3 separate regions of the Homo sapiens genome follow, and all the other regions are linked to region 3. The links are chromatin contacts, found by Hi-C or POLR2A ChIA-PET in ENCODE. All regions are on one chromosome and are shown on one strand. The core of a region is the stretch at or near the end of the contact, and the rest is flanking DNA. Distances in the headings are between cores, read along the strand shown.

Region 1 (3,031 bases), core at 217-2,716, 74 kb before region 3:
ATACAGGTGCCCGCCACCACGCCCGGCTAATTTTTTGTATTTTTTTTTTTAGTAGAGATGGAGTTTCACAGTGTTAGCCAGGATGGTCTCGATCTCCTGACCTCGTGATCCTCCCACCTCAGCCTCCCAAAGTGCTGGGATTACAGGCGTGAGCCACCAGGCCCGGCCAACTGGATGTCTTATAAACAACAGAAATTCATTTCTGACAGTTCCAGAGGCTGGAACTCCAAAATCAAGGCACAGGCAGAGCTGGCATCTGGCGAGGTTCTGCCCTCTAGTTCATAGATGGTGCCTTCTCACCATGTCCTCCCAAGGTGGAAGGGGTGGGAGGTCTCTCTTGGGCATCTTTGATGAGGGCACTCTTCCCATTCAGGAGGCCTCTGCCTTCATGACCTAATCACCTCCCAAAGACCCAGCTCCCAGTACCATCACCTTAGGGGGTAGGATTTCAACATATGGATTTTAGGGAAACACAAACATTCAGACCATAGCAGAGGGGATGAGAGACCCCTGAAGCCTGCTAAGGCTCCTGAGAGCAGCTGACAAATGTATAGGATTTTGAAGAAACTTTTAAAGTCCCAGGGCAATCAACTTTGTTCCTGCTCTGAGTCTGAGAGGTCCCCATTCAAAGTTAGCCCCCTCATTCAGTCTTTTTTTTTTTTTTCTTAAATTTTGAGACAGGATCTTACCCAGGCTAGAGTGCAGTGGCACAATCACGGCTCACGGCAGCCTCCACCTCCCAGACTCAAGGGATCCTCCCACCTCAGCCTCCTGAGTAGCTGAGACTACAGGTACACGCCACCGTGCTTGGCTAATTTTTGTATTTTTTGTAGTGACAGGGTTTTGCCATGTAGCCCAGGCTGGTGTGGAACTCCTGGGCTCAAGCAGTCCACCCACTTTGACTTCCCAAAATGCTGGGATTACAGGCCTGAGCCCCTAACTCAGTCTTTATTGCACAGCATTAAAAGGGTGGAAGGAGCGCTTCACAGAGCCATTCTCCTCCTCCCACCACCATGAGAGGTACAAATTCTACCAAACCTCGTCTCCTGTCTGCCTCTGGTGCAGGTTGAGGTTTGGCCTTCAGGGATTGCTCCTCTGAGCTAATTTCTTGCAAAGGATGTGACAAAGGTCACTAGAGAGAAAACACCTCAGCACGTGTTCCATAGGCCAATGCGGTGAGTTCAGCACAGCCCCATCAGCACGCAGACCATGTGAGAGGACTCATGCATGGGAGGCCACCCACGAACAGGGCTATTTTAATAGAATGTCTTCGGGTGTGGTGAGAAAAACCCCGGCTTGGAGTGTTTGTGGTTCATCTGGAATCAGGCAGCGCTGTTATAAGCTTGGGGCCTATACAGGCTTCCTGGGTTTCTGCTTATTGATACACATTGTAGGTCCTCCAAGAACGGTCCTGAATCATTCCCTTGGTTATGTCCATGTACCGGATCATTCCTTTGATTAGTACACTGTAAATACTTCAAGAATGCTAGAGAAAGTTTTGAGATCAGAGCCTTTCCCACAAAAGGTCAGGAGTTCCAGTTCTCAATAAGCCGAGGTATCTGTGGTTAGAGGAGTCCAGAAAATGCGGGCTGTGTGCGCCCCCTGCTGGAGAGGGAGGCCCAGGCACGCGGAGCTTCTAGTTCAGGGCCGGGGTCCTCTTGAGGGTTCTCGGAGCACCTTCTCGCGGCTCAGAGGGTTCTTCTTCCTGTCCTTCCAGGGCGGCCTTGCGTGAGAGCAGGACTGCTAAGGGTAATGTGGCAATCTAGAGCCAGATTGCCGGGGTTCGAATCCTGCTTCTGCAACTGCTCTGTAACTTTTGGCAGGTCATTAAACCTCTCTGTGCCTCACCTTCCTCATCTGTAAAGTTGGGATGATCATATTAGAGCCTACCTCAGAGAGTACTTATGAGACATAAACGAGATAACATCTCAAACACTGAGGCACAAACAAAGCAAATGTCAAAACACTTAGAATGGTGCCTGGCACATAGGGAGTGTTATGTGTTAATTATATATTAATTATTGCTATTATTAATATCATCATCATAATTCTCTTGGTTATTAATAAAATCTAAGAGAAAGCTTTTCTCCTCTCTCTCAACCCTAAGGGTCACTTTCACGGGCATCAGAAATTCTAACAATCCCAGAGCCAGGATTACAGGCATGAGCCACCGCACTAGGCTCATTATTCTAGATACTAAGAGGAGGGAAGAAACTGCTAACTCTATTCCAATAAAAACATCTTCTTCAAAGAAAAAAGGTAAGCCAAGCACAGTGGCCATGCCCGTAATCCTGGCACTTTGGGAAGCTAAGGTGGGAGATCACTTGAGGCCAGAAGTTTGAGACCAGCCTAGGCAACCTAGCAAGACTCCCCCTCTACAAAAAAATTTAAAAATTGACACATGCCTGTGGTCCCCGCTACTTGAGAGGCTGAGGTATGAAGATCATTTGAACCCATGAGTTTGCAGCTACAGTGAGCTGTGATTGCACCACTGCACTGCAGCTTGGGCAACAGAGTGAAACACTGTCTCTAATTAATTAATTAATTAATTAATTAATTAATTTTTAATTAAAAAGAAAAAGAAAAAAGAATAACTTTCATATCAGCCAGGCACTTCCAAAGTTGTTGGGCTTGTTGGTTGTCTCTGATAGCAAAATAATCTATAGACTGCCTTTTATTTCTGCTTTTGGGAAAATTTAATAAAGTTTGGTTTCTGAGGTAGTACCCTCAATTTAACAATTTGTTTTCTTGAAAATTTGAAGATTATATATATGTCTCTTCACGTGTATGCATATGCCTTATGTATATACACACATATGTGTATTTGTGCAAACATGTATACATCCATATTCCATTTTAGGCATTAGGCATATGCTTACAAAGATACATAAACATATATATTGTGAGCATGTTTAAGACTATATAGGCCAGATTGGTGGCTCACATCTGTAATCTCAGCACTTTGGGAGGCTGACGCAGGCGGATCACTTGAGATCAGGAGCTTGAGACCAGCCTGGCCAACATGGGGAAA
Region 2 (2,719 bases), core at 76-2,575, 120 kb before region 3:
AGGAGGTCGAGGCTGCAGTGAGCTATGATCATACCACTGCACTCCAGCCTGAGTAACAGTGAGACCCTATCTCAAAAAAAAAAAAAAAAAAAAGAAAAGAAAATTCTTTTTCCCTCCTTTAAATAGACCTTTAGTATCTTTATTTTTTATCTCTGTCATTTAGAGCATTGCTATTCAAAAGGTAGCCTAAGTTCCCTTGGTCCACTCCCCGGTAATTCAAAATTTGCATTTTAACGAGTGCTCCAGGGAGATGGATGTGCACAGTAAAGTTTGAGAAACTCTGGTTGGGAGCAGTAGAGCCCGTGACAGTGAGCATCTCTTGTATAAGCAGGGACAAGAAGGGATTTCCAGGATGGCATGTGTATAAGCTCGTTGTGTAGGTTATCCCATAACCTTGATCTTAACCATGAGGACCTGACATCCAAACCAGATAAAGATAAACACAGTTATGTGATAAAGTTTCACTGACTGACTCCTCCCTAACAGGCTGCTCTGCAGGCCTGGAGCAGGGACTGGGCATCTGGAATTTTAAAAACAACACAGATGATTCCAATGCATAACCAGCCGAGGATTCGCCCAGACCAAGCCCAGAGAGGAAAGAGGGTGATCTCAGTAGGAATCCCTATCAAAACCACTGCTGCCCCACAGTCATAACTCACAATAGTGGCCACCAGAGGGGCCAAGGAGACCCAGAAATTAATAGTGCATTTACGCTGTTTAATTACAAGGCACCATTGGGTTTTCTTGGTTGCATCCCAAGTTAGTATTGCCTCTAACTCTTAAACACATAGGGTTTTAGAGCTGGAAGAGAAGCACAATATGTTGTTTATCACTGTCACTGTCAGACATTCAAGTACAAAGAATTTTCTGCAGGTAAGCAGGCTTGACATGCAAAATTTCAGTTTCCCTAAAATGCCTAGTAAAGATGATGGTTTATGTTGAGTTTAATTTTTTTAAATTAAAAATTAGGTTGCATTCTACAAAGAAAATTTACAACAAAATGTTAGTTAAGGAATAGAAGTAATTTAGGTGAACTCCATGGTCAAGGATAGTGCCCATTGTGTGAAATTATGATGACTGGTTTGTATTTAAAGCTGGCAGATGAAAGTTAGGTTATCCTGATATTTAAAGAGAGAAAGGTGTTTGAAGATAAATGAGGTCAGTTGTGGACCAGATCTTGGGAAGGAAACAGACTCTTCTGTCTCTTCTGCACTCCCTTGTTTGTGCCCCAGCCTCATTTGATGAGTGGGTAGCAGGGTATAGAGGAGAGAACACAGGGCCTCAGCTTGTGTGAATGACTTTGAGCTCCACATTTCCTTATGTGAGTCATATCACGTTAGCTGTTTCTTATAGTTCCGTGTCATCCACAGACTTGCCATTCAAGTCTACAGCTTCATTCAGATTCTGAATAAGAACACTGAGCAAGTTAGGGCCAGGGACATCATTGCCGCAGTGAGGGTGGCCTTCAGTACAAAGGTGTGTATGGTGACTGACCCCCTCCTGGTTTGCCTGAGACTGTAGAGTTTCATGGGATGTGGGACTTTCAGTGCTGAAACTAGCACAGTTCCACGCTGACTAGGATTGTTGGCCAGTCCTAGGCATGGATTGTACAGCTGCTGAAGCCCATCAAATGAAAGGTACTGCCTATCCTGCAGCCCCATTCTTGCTTATTATACACAAGTATGATGAGAAATCAATGTCCTGCTGAAGTTGAAGACACTACTTATCCTGAGAAAGAGCTGTCCTGCCGAAGTTAGACATCAAAGCTAGAGAGCATTTCCTGCTCATCAAGAAACCCCACCAGAAAAGCAACCAGGTTGGTTTGGCTTGACTGGTTCTTGTGATGCCCACCTCTGACTCCTAATGATAATGGCCCCCAAGCCTGTGCTATCACCTGTCTTAGAATTTTGCCAGGTATCGGCCTTAATGTTTGACACAGGAATCATCTTAGGATTAAATTTCAGATTTTTCATCTGCAGTAGTGACCACATTGATCTTAGTTTTAATATTTTTGAGACCGCCTCTCATAGCATTTTTAATGTTGAGACCACCTCTTTGAGCATTTTTTTAAGGTCACATATATATCGAAATCTAAACTATTTTGTAAAGCCCATGTAATTGTTAAGTGCCTTGTTAGCATATTTTTCTTAATTCATGTTTCAAGTAAATGGACTTATTTGGCTGTTGACACGTTTTCCTTTTCTTTTCTAATAGTCATACCCATCTAATTACATGGAATCCATGAAGCCTAACAAGTATGGGGTCATCTACTCCACACCATTGCCTGAGAAGTTCTTTCAGACCCCAGAAGGTCTGTCGCACGGAATACAGATGGAGCCAGTGGACCTCACGGTGAACAAGCGGAGTTCACCCCCTTCGGCTGGGAATTCGCCCTCCTCTCTGAAGTTCCCGTCCTCACACCGGAGAGCCTCGCCTGGGTTGAGCATGCCTTCTTCCAGCCCACCGATAAAAAAATACTCACCCCCTTCTCCAGGCGTGCAGCCCTTCGGCGTGCCGCTGTCCATGCCACCAGTGATGGCAGCTGCCCTCTCGCGGCATGGAATACGGAGCCCGGGGATCCTGCCCGTCATCCAGCCGGTGGTGGTGCAGCCCGTCCCCTTTATGTACACAAGTCACCTCCAGCAGCCTCTCATGGTCTCCTTATCGGAGGAGATGGAAAATTCCAGTAGTAGCATGCAAGGTAAATTCCGCCACTGCT
Region 3 (2,700 bases), core at 81-2,580:
GAGCTAAATTAATTGACTCAAATATCTTCTATTTGCCTAACCTCCATCTTGCCCTTTCATTTAAAGTCATTAATTTTAAGTACTCAGTTTATGAAACCATTCTTATTTCTATAATTAAGAAATCAAAATGTTATACACAGGAATAACTGATTTTTAATACTTCCAGGATCTTTGAATTTTATATACCAAACTTGCTAAATCCATGAAAATCAATGTCTCAGTTTCCTAGACCAAAGAATTTTTTGATCAACGTCTTAATGACCATGACTGAGCCTCATCTATTTTAGAACCTTTAAACTCTTTTACTATCCAAAAAATAAGCTGAGCAGAAAAGGATGCTTTAATTTGAAAGTGTAAAATGCCTCTAGGTGAGCTTCTGTGAATTTTCATTATTATGATAGGTTTAGCCTCACATTATATGATACAATGAATCAATACATTTAATTTGTCTTCTTTTGGAGACTTTGGAGGCATCAAATCAAGGCTTTGACTGGTCTTAATGGACAATACCCATACAATCTATCTGGCCCATTAAGTTTAGTCCTGTAAATATTTACTAAGGGCCTTCTCTGCACAAGACCAAATAGCTATTAACCAAAGGTTAAAAGAATCTGAGACAGTTCAAGAACTGTTCTGCTTTGCTTTCTATGCGGTTTTGTGAACTCTTGCTTTGTTATAAAACAAATTCACTTTCAAGTCTTTTGACCAAATTGGATGTAGCCTGGGAAACATTTTCAAAACCTGCAATTCTACCTCACGTCTAGCTCCCCAGAACAGTGTTAGTGGCCTGAGAAACAGAAGGACTAGCTAGTGGGAAGGCCCCAGAGAGAAAAACTGAAACAAACCTGGCCACAAAAACAGAAGAGCTGAACAGCAGCATTGCCTCCGGGAGTAACTGACTTATATCTCATTTTCTTTAACACTGAGAAGAGAATACAAATGGCGGGATTAGGTGAAGAGAAATGCTGTCAAAATCAACAACTAGCAGCTGCTCTGGAAGAAAACCAGAAGACGTGTGTGACCCAAATATTCATTTCCCAACTCAAAAATATTTCCTATAAGCAAATCACACACGAGGTGTTATTCCCAGAGGAGTGTGGGGACTTTCTCTGATTTAGGACTCAGAACTGATACACAAATGCCAGTACAAACTACACAGTAACTATATACATATCAGAAATATAACCCACTTAGAAAAACACCCAGGACTTACACAGATTTTTGAGACTTCTGTACTTAATAACTAGCTATACAATTATTTTCTTTTACAAAAGAAAAGAATGTGTTGCTTACCAAGACAACCTGCTTGTCTGTTCCATTTGGCAGTCTGTAAGAAATTCAAGCACTTCCTTGAATTTATTTCACTGTTAACCACATTTGGTGTTGAAAACAAAACAAAACAAAAAGGCTGTTTTATGCCACCTACCGAATTCCACTGGAATTACATTACATAGTTAAGAATAAACTTATTTTCTCTTATTCATATGTAGCATAGTCTGTGGGTTACCTGATAGGCCTGTATTAAAATAGAATCACGTTTCTATGGTTCCAAATTTCACTACAGTCAGTTTACTATTGTCTACACTGATGAAGTAAATGAGGTAATGTTAATAATCCACAGATCATAATTGGCTGAATTCAAAATGCTTACCGTGGTGGCTATGCTTGGCAGAAGTGTGCGTCTGGGTGTGTTTCGGCTGCTTTGTTTTTCCTCTTGCCTTTTCATCCATCCACTATTAAAAGTGGAAAGAGGGAGGGGTCGAGATTAAAGTTTTGCTGAAGCACACTCGTAAAGAGGGAAGATCATTCATGTGCTGGTTACAGGATGGATGTTAATCACGTCTTTTTTGACAAGTTGATTTTCAGAGAAAATTTGGTGCTGAATTTTTTTCCACTGATCTTTTCAAGCTTTCTTCAAAACATATTTTTGTAAACCCTAAGTGAAAAATATGCTAAGAAGAAAAGAGATTCTTAGCGTGTTTTTCACATAGGGTTTATAAAAATCCTGGGGTTTGTTGACAGCATGTTCAAGGAAGACATTCTGATAGCTCTACTCTTGCCTTTTCCAGTAATGACAACAACAAAATAACAACACAATAAATGGGCAAATAAAGCTATGGGATTCCAGCTGACTGCCTCTGAAGTTGATCTCAGCCTGCATGGTGTCCAGTCAAAACCGGATGTGGGGATGACAAAACTGCCTCCCTTCCTTCCCTCCACGGTTCTCTCCCGTAATCAGCTTTTCTACCACACAGCGAGCAAGGCCAACTTCCCTAAACTAAGAATGCTGAGATTCTTTTCGACTTATAATGTTCTGACTGTCTCTCTCTGTTTCCCCTTACCTCAGAATTTGTTTAATAGAGGAAATATGTTATGTCTACAGATATTTTCTGAAACTGAAAGAATGAAACCACCCACCTGCCATTTCCTCCCTGAGACCCATAACTGGACAGGAGGGAGGTGTCTTTGACTAAGAATTTAGTTCCTGGCTCCCAAAGGCATTGACTTTGTGAATCCAGGCTGAGGGAGCAATGCCCAGGGGAGGGAAGTGGGCAGGGCAGTAAGGGAAGCTTCTCAGCACTCTGAATTCCTGTTTTTCCCCACAGACTCATCCCCACTACTCCCAGTTGTGTACATGATTACAAGTGTGTGTGTCTCTGCCCACCCCTAGCCCATACCTGGGCATTTCTTTTTGGATTC

The links. A loop is a pair of places that touch in the nucleus more often than their neighbours do. ChIA-PET counts read pairs that join two places held with the same protein, here RNA polymerase II (POLR2A). Pooled maps may share reads with other maps.
Region 1: a pooled map shows a loop between it and region 3 (4-fold over the local background). The contact joins the enhancer-like site here to the promoter of TLR1 in region 3. A Hi-C loop is called at or near these places in 3 of 37 single-sample maps with no recorded cell type and 7 of 50 pooled maps. POLR2A ChIA-PET finds 5 or more read pairs at or near these places in 4 of 52 experiments (GM12878, T-cell, activated CD8-positive, alpha-beta memory T cell and 1 more).
Region 2: a loop to region 3 is called in a map of natural killer cell, with 2.9 times the contacts of the local background. The contact joins the enhancer-like site here to the promoter of TLR1 in region 3. A Hi-C loop is called at or near these places in 1 of 168 maps with a recorded cell type or tissue (natural killer cell), 5 of 37 single-sample maps with no recorded cell type and 5 of 50 pooled maps. POLR2A ChIA-PET finds 5 or more read pairs at or near these places in 1 of 52 experiments (naive thymus-derived CD8-positive, alpha-beta T cell).

What each region holds. Positions count from the first base shown.
Region 1 is chr4:38,729,710-38,732,740 of GRCh38, forward strand. No RefSeq gene overlaps it. Among named protein-coding and RNA genes, the nearest start is that of TLR10, 52 kb to the right of the region's middle. RefSeq lists an enhancer at 1,137-1,506. Within about 2 kb of position 1,467, at least 4 of the 41 ENCODE cell types and tissues checked have a DNase peak (open chromatin) inside an H3K27ac peak, as active enhancers do; they include GM12878, where a contact is called at or near this core.
Region 2 is chr4:38,686,371-38,689,089 of GRCh38, forward strand. KLF3 (KLF transcription factor 3) reads left to right here. Exons shown (of 6, transcript NM_016531.6): 3 at 2,215-2,701. Among named protein-coding and RNA genes, the nearest start is that of KLF3-AS1, 23 kb to the left of the region's middle. RefSeq lists enhancers at 843-1,012, 1,761-1,930 and cis regulatory regions at 928, 1,846. Within about 2 kb of position 1,326, at least 2 of the 41 ENCODE cell types and tissues checked have a DNase peak (open chromatin) inside an H3K27ac peak, as active enhancers do.
Region 3 is chr4:38,803,461-38,806,160 of GRCh38, forward strand. It overlaps TLR1 (toll like receptor 1), which reads right to left and starts at 1,331. Exons shown (of 4, transcript NM_003263.4): 1 at 1,294-1,331; 2 at 846-922. RefSeq lists enhancers at 531-580, 817-986, 853-1,022, 930-1,099, 1,034-1,203 and 1 more.